Linked DNA regions of Homo sapiens: region 2 is linked to region 1. A link is a loop called in an ENCODE intact Hi-C map of the cell type or tissue named here. Cell type or tissue: heart left ventricle. All regions are shown on one strand. Each heading gives the region's core, and the rest is flanking DNA. Links, peaks and the distances in the headings are about the cores only. Region 1 overlaps CRACR2A (calcium release activated channel regulator 2A). Region 2 has its middle 18 kb from the start of CRACR2A.

Region 1 (8,480 bases), core at 3,425-5,924:
GCTTCCTTATCTGTAAGATAGGGACAGTATCCATCTCACAGAGTTTTCAGTATTAAATGAAATAATGCATGTAAGTATTTGGAACAGTGCTGGCACATAAGTATTCAATGAATGTCAAAATAATAATTATTAGTATTTTAAATAAGTATCTTTGTTAATCTTAGAGGATTTGTCTGGCTGAAGTGGAGAGTTTGAGCCTGAATATAATCAGAGGCTAAGTTTAAGGATCCCTGTATCCTTCCAGACAACAGTGTAGAGACTTGCTGTTGAAAGTGTAGTCCATGGACCCGCAACATTGGCGTCACCTGGAAACATCTTAGGAATGCAGAGTCTTGCCCCCAGCCCCACCGAATCTGCATTTTAGCAGGGTGTCCAGGTGCTTAGTGTGTAACTTTGGGAAGTGGGAGGCTCGGAATCAGGAGTTTCTGGTTTTGAGTCATGTGTGGCTTTGCAACCAGCTAGCTCTGTGACTGCTCACATTTCTTGGCTTCTCTTGAGCCTTGGTTTTCCTATCTATAAAATAAGGGGGCTAGATTAGTGGCTGACCCCACTTCACCCTTTCTCCTCTCTGACCCCAGCACTGATCACCTGGAGGAGCCTCAGCAAAAGTTAAGTGGTCTCTCCCAGAGAGGAAGGCATTCTTCTGTTCTCTAAGGAGATAATTGCAGTCTGAAACAGTGGGCAATTACCCAGCCTTAGCCTGGCATCTCATCTGCAGGACCTCCTCTGCTGGCCTGCATTTCTGCAGGAAGAAACAAGTACCCCTGACTTGCTGGAGAGCTGCTTAGCCCTGGCATCCATCTTTAAGGGCCTGTATTAGTGGTTTGTCCTCATTTAGTAATTGTGCTCGAAACGTTGTTGAGATAAAAGTCAAGCCACTCTTGGCTGCATGTGCAAAACCAGCTCAGCCAAAGGTTCCAGCCTCTCCATGCCCATCCTCAGTCAGTATCCCTGCCAGCCATGCTTGCTCTGGGGTCAGCTGATCAAGGCCCACTCCCTGCTAGGGAACTGTGTTGGGATTGGGGACTCACTGAACTCTTTGGCCAGTCCCATTCCAGAGGTATTCTCTGGATGCAGAACCAGAGAACTGCAGACTGTTTTGAGCAGGGCACTGAAATAGGAGGCAGGAAGGACTGGAGCTCTTGCCCAGCCACTGGCACTTACCAGCTGTGTAACCTCAGGCAACTTGCATTACCTCTCTGGGCATCAGTTTCCTTATTGGCAACATCGGATGTTTTCTACTAGAGCCTCTTTTAGTCTCTTCTATTTTTTAAAAAAAGGTGGGTCACACCTTGCTGGTGGACCTATGTATAAAGGCACTTGTAACTCAGACATCAAACAAGAGACTGGAAATCCCAATAGGGTATAGGATATGAAAATGGGATTCTTTGCAAATGACTCAGGGTGAGGTTAGTGATTCTGAGACATCTAGAAAGTGAGTTTGGAGGTGTGAGGTTGTTTGTGGGAGGGACATTTTCAGGTTTTAGAGAGGAAGTGGGAGGAATCTCTTGGGGATGGCCTGATTTGGGAGGGAGCCTAGAGGAATCCCAAGAAGAGCGGGTTCTGGTGAGCTGTGAGAATATCTCCCAGGCGCCTCCACACACTCACTTTTCATTACAGTGGATGACATTTCAATGAATGCCTATCCCAGAAGCTGGGGATGACAGCTCAAGTCACGACTGCTGCATGTCTGCCCCAGGCCAGGCACCAGGCGGAACACAGTCTGTGTGTAACCAGTAGCTAGCATCGAACCAGCACTCCCTCCATGCCAGGCTCTGAGTTAAGCAAAGGGAACATAGAGTCCCTCTCCTTGAGGAGTTCATGATCACACCAAGGAGATAGCGCTTAGATGCCTGGAAATTCTGCACAAGACAGACCAGAAAATCCTCCTGCAAATGAAACATTAGACAGCGTTGCCATGGGCAGCATAGCCTCTAATTTTTCTCCTTGTGCAGACCACACACCTTTCTCCCACAGGGCCAGAGAAAATGAGGCTGACCTCTGGGGGAGTCTGGCCTTATGCAGGTTAGGCAGGACACACACTCCCTGTCCCCAGCCTCCCAGGCTGGGCCATATCCCCCAGGTCGCACGGTGGCTGTGAGTGGAAAAGGCCCACCCCAGCTTCCTCCTCACATTTACTCCACTTCCTGGGAGGGAGGACGTGGCAACTGAGGTGGCTGAGTGCTAGGCAAGCCCTCAATAGCTAAGGCCAGGAGAACCCCTCAGAGTGTCCTGGAGCATTGTTAGAAACAACCCAGAGTCCTCACTCACAGCCATGAATTTTTTTTAACCTGCATATCAGAAATAGGAGCAGGAAAGGAGTCTGGGAGCATTCAGTCTCCCACACCCTTGTCCTTTTGCACAGAGGTTGAAGAAATTTCGGATTTGAGCCCCTTGTGGGCCTCTACTTCTCTCCAAGGAAGGGAGGTGAGACTTCCACTCAGCAAGTCCCTTCAGCATTCACAGTGCAGATGTGCGGAGGTCTTCACACTTTAGCATGAGGGATATAGTGTAGACATTGGGGAGAACTTAGAATTGGGAATTTCTTTGCCATGGAAAGCATCCCCTGCATTTACCTTTTTCTGGAACAAAAGCTTGAGCTCTCCAGGGCACATAGAGCAGTGCTGTCTGGAGGCAGCAGTAGATCCAGACTTTTCACCAGAACCATTTTGGGATGCCAGAGGTCCCACCCCAGGGGCACCAGTTCACTTGTCTGAGGTGGGGGCTTAACGTCTGTATTTGTAATGTATGGGGGCAAGGATAAATTAGGCAGCTTCTGAGTGGGGTGCTTTGAGCTCTGAAGGAAAGTGTTTTCTAGATCAAAGGCCAGCCCTAGGCTGTGCTCTGGGAGGGCTCCTGCTCAATCCTCTGCAGCTCTGTAGCCTGGGAATACCAGCTGGCTGCCTGTTTGGCATCATTGGTTGTTGCCTGTTTGGCATCGGCCTTGACAAGCTTAGCAGCAGTCCTCATGCCCTCTTTGGAATCAGCTCCTTATCTGCACAGTGTTCCCTGGTCCATCTGAATCAGACCTCAGGCACTTTCTTAGGAGCTCACAGGCCCTTAAGTTGCAGCCCCTACCAGCTGCTATTGAGCCACTTCCGGTCCATGGTGATTCCCTGTGCTCTGGGAAGGTGTCCAGTCCAGGAGGGAGTGCACCTTACAGACTGACAGGCAGCCCCAGCTATGATGGCCTGCACACCCACACAAGCCTAAGGATCGGCAGCCTGTGTTGTGGAGCCTCGAGGACAAGGAAACTGTCCCCAAAGCTTTTCAGGGAAGAGATGTCATCATGTCACTGGCCCTGCCTCCAGATAGGGCAGCAAATAAAGCCTCATATTCCTGGCAGGTGGTCCTTACATTCCACAGAGTTCTTAGTGACCTTGGGGAAGGCCTCAGCTGCATAGTTCTTGAATGGTAGGTTGCTTAGATTTACCAGAGGATTTTTAAATTAAAAGGTAGTTCCCCCTCCCCTAGGGAGTCTAAATCGGTGCGTCTCAGGGAAGGGGCCCAGGAACGTGCACCATAACACACATCCCAGGCGGTTCTGATACAGGCAGGCTGTAGACCACACTCTGAGAAATGCTGCTTTAGCCAGTTCTTCCAGAATCAGTCAGCCAGCAAAAGGTATATCCCATGGTGCCCTTCCAATCTGGAATGCTAGTCCTATTCTTAGGGTGAAGTTCTCGGCGAGGACTCTAGGTGACGAGGTTGTGACTTAATCTAATGCATGTCTTCTGTGGGTATATTATTATGTTGAGCATATTGTTAACATTGCCCTGAGAGCAAATTGAAAAGTGAGGACGGTTTGTGCTCTGTGTACACCATGGGCATGATTTGTAAACCTGACTAATAAAAAATGGTTTGCTTTATAGAATAGGATAAAGCTGCAAAGTTGGTTTATACAGGCAGCAGAATCTAATTTGGAAGAAACCATCCATCTTGAAAATCCAATCGGCAATTTCACAGCCTTTGCAGAATTTTCTACAAACTCTTACGTTTTCCTTTCATTCAGCTCTACTCTAATCATGCATGTATGTGTGTGCACGTGCATGCGCCCACGTGTGTGTGAGAGAGATGGAGATGGAGAGAGACAGAGATAAGCAGATAATTACAGAGACTGAGAGAGACTGATTTCAGGGGAACAAAACTCTAAACAGGATTTTTCTAGTGAGAGCTTCTTAGCTGTCAGAGGACTGCAGCTGCCTGAAGAAGGTGGCAGAGGGCAGTGGGGAGTCTAAAACCCTGTTTACCATTCCCATTCCAAGCACAAAACTGGCTGAGGCTGAATTTGCTTCCATGTTCTTCTCTTGCAAAGAGCAGACTTCTTGAGACTTCTGCAGTTGAGGGTCTTCATTCTGTGATCAGCACGTTGAGGCAGGGGGTGGGAGGGAATGTGGGTAACATGGGGGAATGGGAGTCAAGCCCCTCCCATAATCTTGCCTCTCTTTGGCCATGGCAGTGTGGACTGTTGGCCCCATAACCTTGCTCCAGTTCGTGCTCACTCCCCAGTTGACAGATTCCAGGTGTAATTTGGAAGACTGACAATTCTAAATGCAAATGTATGGAGTTATCTATTTTACAACCTAGGCTGCTGGGCCAGACATCGTAGTGATGTGAATGGAACCATGGGACCCAAGTCAAGGCCTGGGTTCTGCCTGCTACTCTGACCCTTGGAAATTTGGTTACTTCACTGTTTTGACCCTCATTTTCTTCACTTGAAAACCAAAGGCATAGGGAATACATGAGCTTTATAAGCTTTCATTCTGTGATGGGGAGGAGGGATTCTCCTTCTCTTTGCATCTAACTTTGCAAACCGGGAGACATAATTGATCAAACCACAGCCCCAAAGACACATGCAATCAGAATGGCAACTCTCCAAGGCCAGGGGCCATTTCTGAAACTCTGCCTTGAGTTCAAGCTCCTGAAATGTACCTAAATTGTAGAGAAATGCCATTTCCTCTCTCCAAGGCCAAGCCTACGCTTTCATTTACAAAAGGCAGAAGCTACATTTTTCTTGGAATGATTTCAGCACACCCCTGCCTACAGCCTAGGCAGGGGAATGGACGACTTTCTAAGACCCTCTGAAATCCCAACAGATTTTATTTAAAAGGGAGGACAAAGGAGAGAAAAAGCAGGAAAAAAATCTTTTGACCAAGCAGTATTCCACAGCAGGAAGGCCTTGGCCTATGTGCCGTTAGCTGGAGCTCCAGTGATGTTGAGTATTAATGCCTCGCTCCGGCGTAGCACCTTAACTTGCCATGTGCAAAACACTTTGTGAAGGTTAATTAATTTTCACAGTTCCTGTGGGAGGCTGGCAGGATAAGTTAACGCTAACTACATCTCACCTTGTAGTTCCCTGCAAATTATCTCTAAAGGCCTCTCAGAAGCTACGCTTTGTATTTACATTAGAATAATGAATTCTTCACCCCTATATCCTTGTTTCATATCCCATCTGCCTCCCATCCTTAGCTCCCCAGTAACCCAGCACCAGATGTACACATGAGCGTGTGCGCGCGTGCGCGCGCACGCGCACACGCACGCACACACACACACACACACACACACGCAGCCGTCCTTTAGGGAGGGACATTTGCCAGAACCAGATATCTTGGGTGAAGATGTTTAATGCCCTGAGCTGGACCTGGGTTTTCATCTGGGTTTTCAGTAGGACTCATTCTTTCCAATCCACTGTTGCCCTTATGGCATCCGCAGTATCTCACTGGTACTCTCTCCCCTCTGCTGTTGAGAATCTCCCTATTCTGAACTCACCTCTTCTTAGCTTTTCCCCTGATAACTCCCCCCTCCTCCCCACCACCAGAGCAGGTAGCTTCCTTTACTTCCCCCTAGCAGGGCTCTGAGGTCACAGATGACCATCAGCCAGAACCTAGGAGGGTTCTTTTGGGTCTGCCTCATAGTGCATGGCTTCTTCTATCAGTTCCTTTCCTCCCTGCCACTATAGCACTGGGCTCAGTACTCTTAGATGCTAAATTACACAGAGAGTATAACTTCAGTCGAAAATATTTTGCCCAGAGTCATACTGTAAGAAGGGCTTCATCAACACTTTTCAATGTTGGTGGGATGTATGGACTTCTCTCTCCACATTTAGTCTTCTCTATTGAGCCTCGTCAGGTTTTATCCACCCTGTGTCTTCTGTCCCCAACTCCTTCACCATTCCTGCACACATTTCTTCACACCACATACAACAAGCTGCCACTTGATCCTCCACCCCCCAGTTTCTACTTGACCCTTGGCTGACATCTGAAGGAGCTATAGAGCAGTGGCTCTCAGAATGGGGTCCTTGGCCTCTGGAGAATCAGAAAACTTATTTAATTAGAATTTGTTAAATGCATCTTATTGTGCTAGACACTTCCACATGCATTATCTTTTTTAATCTTCACAACTTCTATCTGAAGTAGGTATTACCAACTGATTTTTCAGATATAGGACACTTCAGGCTTACTGAGGTAATGTGACTTATCCAAGGCCAGAAAGTTTGTAAATGTCAGAACCAAGACTTGAACCCAGACCTTCTGTTTCTGGATCTAATGAACTTTGAGGCAACCATACCTGTGTCAGCAAACGGTCTGTGACCTAGACTACCCTGAAACATGCCAGAAGAACTACCCAGCTATCATGGGGAAAGAAAAGGACGGGGAGGATAAATATTAGTGCTCATGACTGTTGCTAACTCTGGTCCTCCACATCTTTGTCCTTCTCTTCCACTGAGAACTCATGTCTCTTGCCCTCACTCTTCTTTCATCTACCTCTTCTTCGTCTCTTCTGCGTTACATAACTCAAAATGATTAGGGTCAGATGGTAGAAAATGAAATAATTAAATAGATACCATTTGAGTTCTGGGAGCCAGGTGAAGAAGTGTTTGTTTGTTTTTGAGACGGAGTCTCACTCTGTTACCCAGGTTGGAGTGCAGTGGCCTGATCTTGGCGCACTGCAACCTCCGCCTTCTGGGCTCAAGTGATTCTCCTGCTCCAGCCTCCTGAGTAGCTGGGGCTACAGACGTGTACCACCACACCTGGCTACTTTTTGTATTTTTAGCAGAGAGGGGATTTCGCCATGTTGGTCAGGCTGGTTTTGAACTCCTGACCTCAGGTGATCTGCCCACCTTGGCCTCTCAAAGTGCTGGGATTACAAGCGTGAGCCACTGTGCCCGGCCAGAAGGAGTGTTTTGAGAATGGCTAAGAGAAGATAGGTTGAATAGCTATGCCTACATGTCACTAATTAACATCTCAGAGATCTCTGCTACAGGTTGTCGTCCTCATTTTGTCTAATATTTTTCCAATGGCATGAGTATAGGAAGATAAACGGGGAATGTTTTGAAGTAATAAAAAAATTCCATCCATAAAGAAGAACAACATGTATTAAGCTTTGTGCACCAAACAACACAACAGGAAGACACATAAGGCAGAAGCTTTTAGAAAAAATAAAGAAAACTTAATAAAAAAAAAGACTTTAGACTTTAACAAATTTGCTTCAGATTTGACACATTAGTCAGGCAAAAGTACAAGAAGGATATAAAGTATTTGAAGCCATCAATGAATACACTTTAGAGACGAATATAGAATTGTGTGCCTTACAAATAGAATATATATCCCTCTCATAGAAGTTGTACAAAAATTGATCATGTTTGTGGCTACAGAGGAAAGATAACCAATAGATTCCAAAACCATTTCTTACTATAATATAATAAAACTAGAAACCAATAGTTTGTACCTTTTAATAAACTGTCTTTTAAATAACTCTCAGATGCATTAAATTATAAAAACCAACATTATAGATTATTTAGCCTACATCCTGATTGAAGATTTAAAATGTCAATGAAACTTGGAAGGTCATTGAAACACTGCATGACCAACTGAAACCTATTAGCATAGTGACAGGCTGGAAAGATGGACTAGAAATAGCAAACACAAAATCTAACAGCATTACATTTGAGATGTTGCTGTGTGTTCAAAACGCCAATGGCAGAAGCACAAAGTGGAGGAGATATGATTCAGTAGTACTATCTTTAAAACAAAAATGATCACACAGACATAAAATTTAGAGATTTTAGTTGACGAATGGGTTCCACATACGTCAACTGTAATGTGGCTGCCAAGAAAAGTTAATGAGGTTTTAGGCTGTATGAATAGATATGCAGCATCTAGAACAAGAGAGGTAATAGTCAGCTCTAATCTGCACAAGTCCAACTCATACACTGGGCATTCAGTTTGGCACTGCCGTGGCTTGAGAAAGATCATTACGGCCCATCTGAAGAAGCATGAAGGGAATTGTAAAGGGATTTGTAAAAAATCCATGTGAGACACAGTTGGAGGAAGTGGAGAGGCTTGACCGGAACCCAAGGCAACTCCTTGAAGTCTTGATGCCATTCTGAAATACATGAAAGGCTTTTATGCAGAAGAAGAGTAAGGTCATGGAAAGACAGATTTCTGTGAGCCAGAATATCCCAAAGATGAAATAACTGC
Region 2 (8,480 bases), core at 2,413-4,912, 100 kb before region 1:
GAGCAGTGAGGCTAGGGAGAGTTAAGCATGACAATAACTTGATCTGTAGAGCTGGCTAGGGTTCTAAGAACACTTTGCAAGTAGAATTAGATTGTAGATATTTTCATTTGACATCTACGTTTTTGAAATTTAGGCATATTTTAAGACATTATTTCTGAGTCTAGTTGCTTTCTCTAATTCTATTTCCAATTCTCTGTTTCCTCTCTTACCTTTAGAAAAGTGTTTGATCTGATACAATCAAATAAAATGCCGTAAAGTCAATATCACGGTTTAATGGTCTGATCAAGATTTTGCATTTTCCCCATATTTCCAATATAAAGTTGTTTGAAACATTTAAAGTCTCCTGAACCACTTGACTTTTCACATCCTAAACATACTTTGAGCCCAGTTAGTGAAATTCACTGAATCAAAGAAATGGAGAGTATTAGAGGTGGATGGGCTTCAGAGGTATATTAGTCAGTTCCCACACTGCTATAAAGAATACCTGAGACTGGGTAATTTATAAGGAAAAGACGTTTAATTGACTCACAGTTCTGCTTGGCTGGGGGGCCTTAGGAAACTTACAATCATGGTGGAACGTGAAGAGGAAGCAGGCACCTTCTTCACAAGTCAGCAGGAGAGAGAGAGAGAGAGAGAGAGCAAAAGAGCAAGGAGGTGCCACACTTAAAACCATCAGCTTAAACCATCACACTTAAAAACCATCATGATAGTGAGAACTCCCTCACTATCACGAGAATAGCATAGGGGAAACTGCCCCCATGATCCAATCACCTCCTGCCAGGTCCCTCCCTCGACACATGGGGATTAGGATTCGAGATGAGATTTGGGTGGGAACACAGAGCCAAACCATATCAAGAGGTCATTTAGTTCAGCTGAGGAGAAGAAAAGTCCCAAGTTAAATATAGCTTGCCAAGTGGCTGAACTAGGAAAAGAACTCAAGGGATATTTCATCAAATCCATTGAGCAGCACTGAATTTGAACCTCAGCTCCTGATTGCAATGGAAGAAGTCTTCAGAACGCTGGTGGTATGTTTGTGCTGCTCTTTTCTCCACACATTAGTTCAGTTGACTTTTTTTTTTTTTTTTTGAGACGGAATCTCACTCTGTCACCCAGGCTGGTGCAGTGGCACGACCTCGGCTCACTGCAAGCTCTGCCTCCCGGGTTCATGCCATTCTCCTGCCTCAGCCTCCCAAGTAGCTGGGACTGCAGGTGCCCGCCACCATGCCCAGCTAAGTTTTTTTTTTGTGTGTATTTTTAGTAGAGATGGGGTTTCACTGTGTTAGCCAGGATGGTCTCGATCTCTGACCTCGAGATCCGCCTGCCACGGCCTCCCAAAGTGCTGGGATTACGGGCGTGAGCCACCGTGCCCGGCCCAGTTCATTTGACATTTCTGACTATCACAGGCAGCACCAAACCTCATCCTTTTCCATTGCAGAGCTGTTCCAACTGCTGCCTTTGGATTTATGGAGAAATGACTGCATTTAGCAAAATATGTCTGTTTTTTTTTAATGACAGTCTTAAGTCTGACTGATTATATTTATCCCCATCTCTGTGTTCTTCTTTCTGAAATACACACCTCTCTCTTCTTTTCTTTTCTGCTTCCATTGAAGGACTTTTGGCCCAAGTGGGTGTTTGTATTCATTGCACCAGCCAGCCCAAGTAGTCTAGGGAAGGAAAAGCTGATAAAGATTTTGCATATTTGTCAGCCTTCTCAAGGTCTTCCGACAGTCTGCCGGGGGCTTCATTGTTCCTTCATGGGGTATTACTTAAGAATCTTTGTCTATACAGCGGAGTAAGCAGTGATGAGACAGATCCTAATGCAGCACAGGTGCACACCCCCTGTTTGTCTATCGTTGTGCTAACAGCAGAACCAGCCCACCCAGTATTTAAAACACTAAGCAGAACCACCCATCTGAAGGGACCATGCATTGTACAAAAAGCTGTCCTCATTCTCTAAGCTTCCAAAGAAACTGCCTTCTAAGCAAGGCACGCCCTTGGCACCTCTGCAGGTGGACAGATCTTTCCCCCATAACCCATACATAGCTCTGGCCACCCAGGACACCAAAAGAGAGAGTTCATTTTCTGTTCACAGCCCCTAAACTTTAGTCTCAGGACAGAATGGGGCCCAAAGGTCATGCAGTACAACCATTTATATTCTTGTGATCACACTGGAAGGTTCTCCATGTGTAACTTATGGATCTTGCCAAGATAGAGCCTGAGTCTGTGTCCCTATTATTTAAATGCCTTTTGAGTCAAGGAAAGGTTAACACTGGCTGTCTGGAGATAAGTCCAAGTTATAACTGGCATTCAGTGTCTACATAATTTACTCCAGCATGTATTTATAGACTTATCTGCTTCTGCTTCTCAATCCAATTTCTGTATTTTAGCAAAATAATATTATTTTTCTCTCAAATTCACCTTGTGCGTTTCCATTTCTAAAAACTTCTTTCTCCAGGCACATGTTATTTCCTTCCATCTATATTTCTCACATTCCTGCAATCTGTCAATCAAAATTATATCCATCCCTAAGATCTGATTCAAATCACGCCTTCTCCAGAAAGGCTTTCCTGATCGTTCTAGCTAAAAGGCCTCTCTCCTTCCTCGAAACTCTGATATCTCAGTTTGTCTGTCTGTTATCACCTTACCTTATAGCTTAGTTATTGTATACTCACCTTCCCTACCTCCTGCTTTAGTTAGACTGTAAACTCTCTGAGGACAGGGTCATTCTTTTTAATCTCTGTATCCCCCACAGCCTCTAAGACAGCCTTTTGCACTTAATAGGAGCTCAACAAACATCTGTTGGGAAATGAATGAGAATCACATAATGAGTAGTTAAGGAAACATGAAATGAGTAGTTAAGGAATTTTAGAATCCTGAAAAACTCAGCTGGTGACTGGGTCCCGAGTAAAAGAGAAGAGCATGAGCAGGAAGTGAGCTGGTTTGATCCCTCTTTGGAGGCAGCCAGCTGCAGCCCCAAAGAAATCTATTTCGTTTAAAAAAACAAAAACAGCAAACAAAGTTGGCAGAGGAAGTGATGACGTCAACATTCCGTTTCTGCACAGATGTATCACTCAATTAAACTCAATAGCTCAAACACCAAATTACTACATCTTCACCCCTCATCCTCCACCTAGCTTTCTCAAAACACACACACTCATGCCTAGGGGACAGACAGCAAATATGTTTTAGAATTTTGGTAGGTATTCTTGGTAGGGCAGAAAGTGTCATCCAGAATTCTCTCCTCAGGTACTATATGCTGGGAAAATGGGGATAGCAATATGTGTGTGCAGTGTTTCAGTTCTTTTTTGGTAAAGGCCAAGATTGTAGATAAAAATTCATTTTAGTTGGATTTCTGCCATTACTGGTATCAAAAATAACTCCATTTTAGTGATGCTGAAAAGTACTGAGCAGGTGGCTGGAAACCTGGCACACTGTCCCAGAGATCCTGGCAGCAAACTCTGAGAGTGCACAGGGACATTGGATAGCTAGACAGGGCATGGCCCGAGCAGGGTTGGCTTTGACTGGGGCTACATGCAATCAGTGTAGGTCAGAAGGAAGGAGAGAAAATTTATGTCACAACAAGATGTCACCTACACAGTTGAGGAGCTGGTCATTGCATGTCCAGAGTTCACACCTCCATTGCTGAGTCAGTATTGAGAGTCAGGTTGCTTTGTTTTGTCTTGTTTTTGTGTGTTTTTTTTTGTTTTCACAGCCTTTTTGAGGTGTCATTTATATACCTTATACCCATTGCAAGTATACAACTTAATGATTTTTAATAAAGGTATAGAGTTGTATGACCATCATCACAATCCAGTTTTATTACATTGTCATAATCCTAAACATTTTATTAAGCTCATTTGCAGCCCAAACCAACTTCTACCCCACCTCCCCAGGATAATCATTAATCTGCTTTCTGTCTCTATAATTTGCCTCTTCTGGACACTTACTATAAACGAAATCATCTAATATATACTCTTTGCATCTCTCTTCCTTTTTTTTTTTTGAGACAGAGTTTCGCTCTGTCGCCCAGGCTGCAGTGCAGTGGCACGATCTCGGCTCACTGCAAGCCCCACCTCCTGGATTTACACCATTCTCCTGCCTCAGCCTCCAGAGTAGCTGGGACTGCAGGCGCCCGCCACCACGCCTGGCTAATTTTTTGGTATTTTTTTTTAGTAGAGACTGGGTTCACCGTGTTAGCCAGGATGGTCTTGATCTCATGACCTCGTGATCCGCCTGCCTCAGCCTCCCAAAGTGCTGAGATTACAGGCGTGAGCCACTGCGCCTGGCCTACATCTGTCTTTTTTAGGCATACTTTTTATTAGGTTCATTCATGTTGTAATATGTACCAGTATTTTACTCCTTCGTATTGCTGAGTAGTATTCCATTGAATGAGTATACCATATTGGGTTTATCCACTCACCAACTGGTAGACATTTGGATTTTTTCCAGGTTTTGGCTAGTACAAATAATGCTGCTATGCACATTCAATTATGAGTCATTGTATGGAGATGTTTTCATTTCTCTTGGATAGATTCCTCAGAGTGAAGCCACTGAGTCTTGGGTAAGTTTTTGTTTAACTTAAGAAAGAACCAAAGAATTTTCCAAAGTAGCTGTACCATTTTCATTTCTTCCAGGAACATGCAAGCATTCCAGTTTCTCCACACCCTCACTAATACTTAGTATTACCTGTCTTTGAATATAGCACTCTACTGAGCATATAAGAGTATCACATTATGTTTTTTTTTTTGAGATAGAGTCTCGTTCTGTCCCCCAGGCTGGAGTGCAGTGGTGCGATCTCAGCTCACTGCAAGCTCCGCCTCCCGGGCTCATGCCATTCTCCTGCCTTAGCCTCCCGAGTAGCTGGGACTACAGGCACCTGCCACCACACCCGGCTAATTTTTTGTATTTTTAGTAGAGACGGGGTTTCACCATGTTAGCCAGGATGGTCTCGATCTCCTGACCTCATGATCCACCTGCCTTGACCTCCCAAAGTGCTGGGATTACAGGCGTGAGCCACCGCGCCCAACCCACATTATGATTTTAGTTTGCATTTCCTTATGACTAATGATGCTGGGTGCCTTTTCATGTGTTTATTTGCTATTAATATGTCTTCTTTGGTGAAATATTTATTCAAGTCTTCTATCATTTTTTAATCAGTTGTAATTAAAATTACTATAATTACTGAATTGTAAAGCTACCTTTTATATTCTGGATACTAGACCTTTATTAGATATATGTTTTGCAAATATTTCATCCCAGTTTGTGCTGGTCTTTTAATTTTATTAGGGTTATTTTTTGAAGCACAAAGGTTTTTAAATTTAATAAGGTGCAATTTACCAATTGTTTCTTTTATGGATCCTTCTGGAGTCATAAAGATTTGCAGAAGATTTCTCAAAAATATTTTTCTCCTATATTTTCATTTAAAAGTTTTATAGTTGTAGCTCTTCTACTTAAGACTGTGACCCCTTTGAGTTTAAGGAGAATGTAAGAGAAGGGTCTAAGTTCATTTTATTTCATATAGATATCCCTACCCAAGCCCCTACTGTGGAACAGACTATCCTTTCCAAATCGAATTGTCTTGTCCTTCATTAAAAATCAATGGACCATAAATGTAAGCTTTTGTTTCTGGATTCTAAATTCCATTTAAAAAATCTGTATGCTTGTCTTTATGCCAATACCACATTGCCTTTATTACAGAATAAGTTTTGGGCATTGCAAATCATCCAACTTTTTTCGCCTTTTATAAAATTGTCTTGGCTATTCTAGGTCTTTTGCATTTTCGTATAAATTTTAGGATCAACTTGTCAATTTCTACCAGAAATCCTGATGGGATTCTACTATGTTGATTCTATGGATCAATTTAAGGAGAAGTGATATCTTAACAATGTTGCATCTTCCAGTCCAGAAACATTTCATCTTCATTTATAAAGATCTCAGTTTGGACTTAGTTTGCTATTCTTTTTCTTTTTCTAGTTTCCTATAGTGGAAACTTAGGTTGTTGGTTTTAGATCTTCTCCTTTTCTAATACATTCATTCAATGCTATAAATTTCTCTCTAAGCACTAGTTTCACTGCCTCCCACAAATTTTTATGTTTTATTTAATTTTCACTTAGTTCACACTATTTTTAAATTTCTATTGAACTTCTTTGGCCCATGTATTTTTTAGAAACATATTTTGAGATTTTCTAGCTGTCTTATGTTATTGATTCCTCATTTAACTCCATTGTGGTGAGAACATACTTTGAATGATTTCTATTCTTCTAAATTTGTTAAGGTTTGCTTAATGGCCTGGAATGTGGTCTATCTTGTTGAATGTTCATGTGAGCTTGATAGGAATGTGTACTTTACTTTTGTTGGATGAAACATTCTATAAATCTCTATTAGATCCAGTTGTTTAGTGCTGCTATCCGGTTCAACTCTATGCTTATTGATTTTCTGCCTGCTGAATCTATCAGTCAGTCACTGAAAGAGGATGTTGAAATCTCCAGCTATGTTAGTGGATTTGTCTGTTTCTCCTTGCAGTTCCATCAGTTTTTGCCTCACACATTTTGACTCTCTCTTGTTAGACGCATACGTGTCAAGTATGGTAGTCCTCTTTGAGAACTGGTCCCTTTACCACTATGTAATGCCCCTCTTTATCCCTGTCAATTTTTCTTGTTCTGAAGTCTGCTTTGTCTGAAATTAATATGGTTATTATAGATTTATTTTGAGTAATGTCATCATGGCATCTTTTCCTCCACCCCTTTAATTTATTCTATCTGTGTCTTTTTATTTAAAGTGAGTTTCTTATAAACAGCATTTAGTTCAGTCTTGTTTTTTAAATCCATTGTGACAATCTCTGTCTTTTGTTTACTTAGACCACACTTTTTTTTTTTTTTTCTGAGACGGAGTTTTGCTCTTGTTGCCCAGGCTGGAGTGCAATGGTGCGACCTTGGCTCATCGCAACCTCCGCCTCCCAGGCTCAAGTGATTCTCCTGCCTCAGCCTCCCGAGTAGCTGGGATTACAGGCGTGCACCACTACGCTTGGCTAATTTTGTATTTTTAGTAGAGACGAGGTTTCTCCATGTTGGTCAGGCTGGTCTCGAACTCCCGACCTTGGGTGATCTGCCCACCTCGGCCTCCCAAAGTGCTGGGATTACAGGTGTGCGCCACTACGCCCAGCTAATTTTGTGTTTTTAGTGGAGACGAGGGTTCTCCATGTTGGTCAGGCCGGTCTTGAACTCCCGACCTTGGGTGATCCGCCCACCTCGGCCTCCCAAAGTGCTGGGATTACAGGCATGTGCCATTACACCCGGCTAATTTTGTATTTTTAGTAGAGACGAGGTTTCTCCATGTTGGTGAGGCTGGTCTCGAACTCCCGACCTTGGGTGATCCACCCGCCTCGGCCTCCCAAAGTGCTGGGATTATAGGTGTGATCCACCACACTTGGCCTTGTTTCTTATTCTTAAGCCTGGCTTCCTAGGCTTCCCGGCCTAGAACACACATTTAAAGTGATTTTTGATATAGTTGGATTACTGTCTATCACACTTCTAACTATCTTCTTTTTTTTTGTACTTATTCTTTGTTTCCTTTTCAAATTTTCCCCTTTCCCCACCTTCTCTGAGTTTTATTGAGCATTTTGTACGATTCCATTTTCTTTCCTTTCTGCATATCAATTACATTGTAAAAAATATTGAGTGGTTGCCCTAGTGTGTATAATGTGTGTTTACAACTAATCTAAGTCCACTTTCAAATATTTATCTATAATTATATATTCTTAATTTCTCCCTCTTGTTCCTTATTGCATTGCTGTCACTCATTTATCTATATGTTATAATCACCTAATACATTGTTATTATTATTTCTTTGAACAAGTTATTATCCATTACATCAATTAAGAATAAGAATAGTAAAGGATTGTATTTTATTTTAATAATTCCTTCTTCAATACTTTTCCTATCATATTTCCTTCTCTCTAAAGAATTTCTTGGCCGGGCGTGGTGGCTCACACCTGTAATCCCAGCACTTTGGGAGGCCGAGGCGGGTGGATCATGAGGTCAGGAGATCGAGACCATCCTGGCTAACACAGTGAAACCCCGTCTCTACTAAAAATACAAAAAATTAGCCGGGAGCGGTGGCGGGCTCCTGTAGTCCCAGCTACTTGAGAGGCTGAGGCAGGAGAATGGCGTGAACCCAGGAGGCGGAGCTTGCAGTGAGCAGAGATCGCGCCACTGCACTCCAGCCTGGGCGACAGAGCCAGATGCTGTCTCAAAAAAAAAAAAAAAAAAAAAAAAAAGAATTTCTTTTAATATTTCTTGTAAGGCAGATCTACTGATGATGAGTTTTTCTCAGTTTTTGTTTGTCAGAGTTTTCTTAGTTTTTGTTTTTGTTTGTTTTGTTTATTGTGCCTTCACTTTTAAAGGATAATTTTGCTGAGTATAGAATTCTAGGTTAGAGGTTTTTCCTTTCAACACTTCAAATGTTTCACTTAACTCTCTGAC

Evidence for each region. A loop is a pair of places that touch in the nucleus more often than their neighbours do. Peaks named below come from ENCODE experiments on the same cell type or tissue, not always from the same donor. Only the 100,000 strongest peaks of a DNase experiment are listed, where the experiment ranks them.
Region 2: a loop joins it to region 1, with 2.6 times the contacts of the local background. A loop is called at or near these places in 61 of 110 quality-filtered maps.

Annotation. Positions count from the first base shown.
Region 1 is chr12:3,663,416-3,671,895 of GRCh38, reverse strand. All of the region lies in intron 7 of CRACR2A (calcium release activated channel regulator 2A), which reads left to right. Among named protein-coding and RNA genes, the nearest start is that of CRACR2A, 85 kb to the left of the region's middle. In heart left ventricle, for the core only: no CTCF peak of the experiment used is centred there; no DNase peak of the experiment used is centred there.
Region 2 is chr12:3,767,091-3,775,570 of GRCh38, reverse strand. No RefSeq gene overlaps it. Among named protein-coding and RNA genes, the nearest start is that of CRACR2A, 18 kb to the right of the region's middle. In heart left ventricle, for the core only: no CTCF peak of the experiment used is centred there; a DNase peak (open chromatin) is centred at 3,470.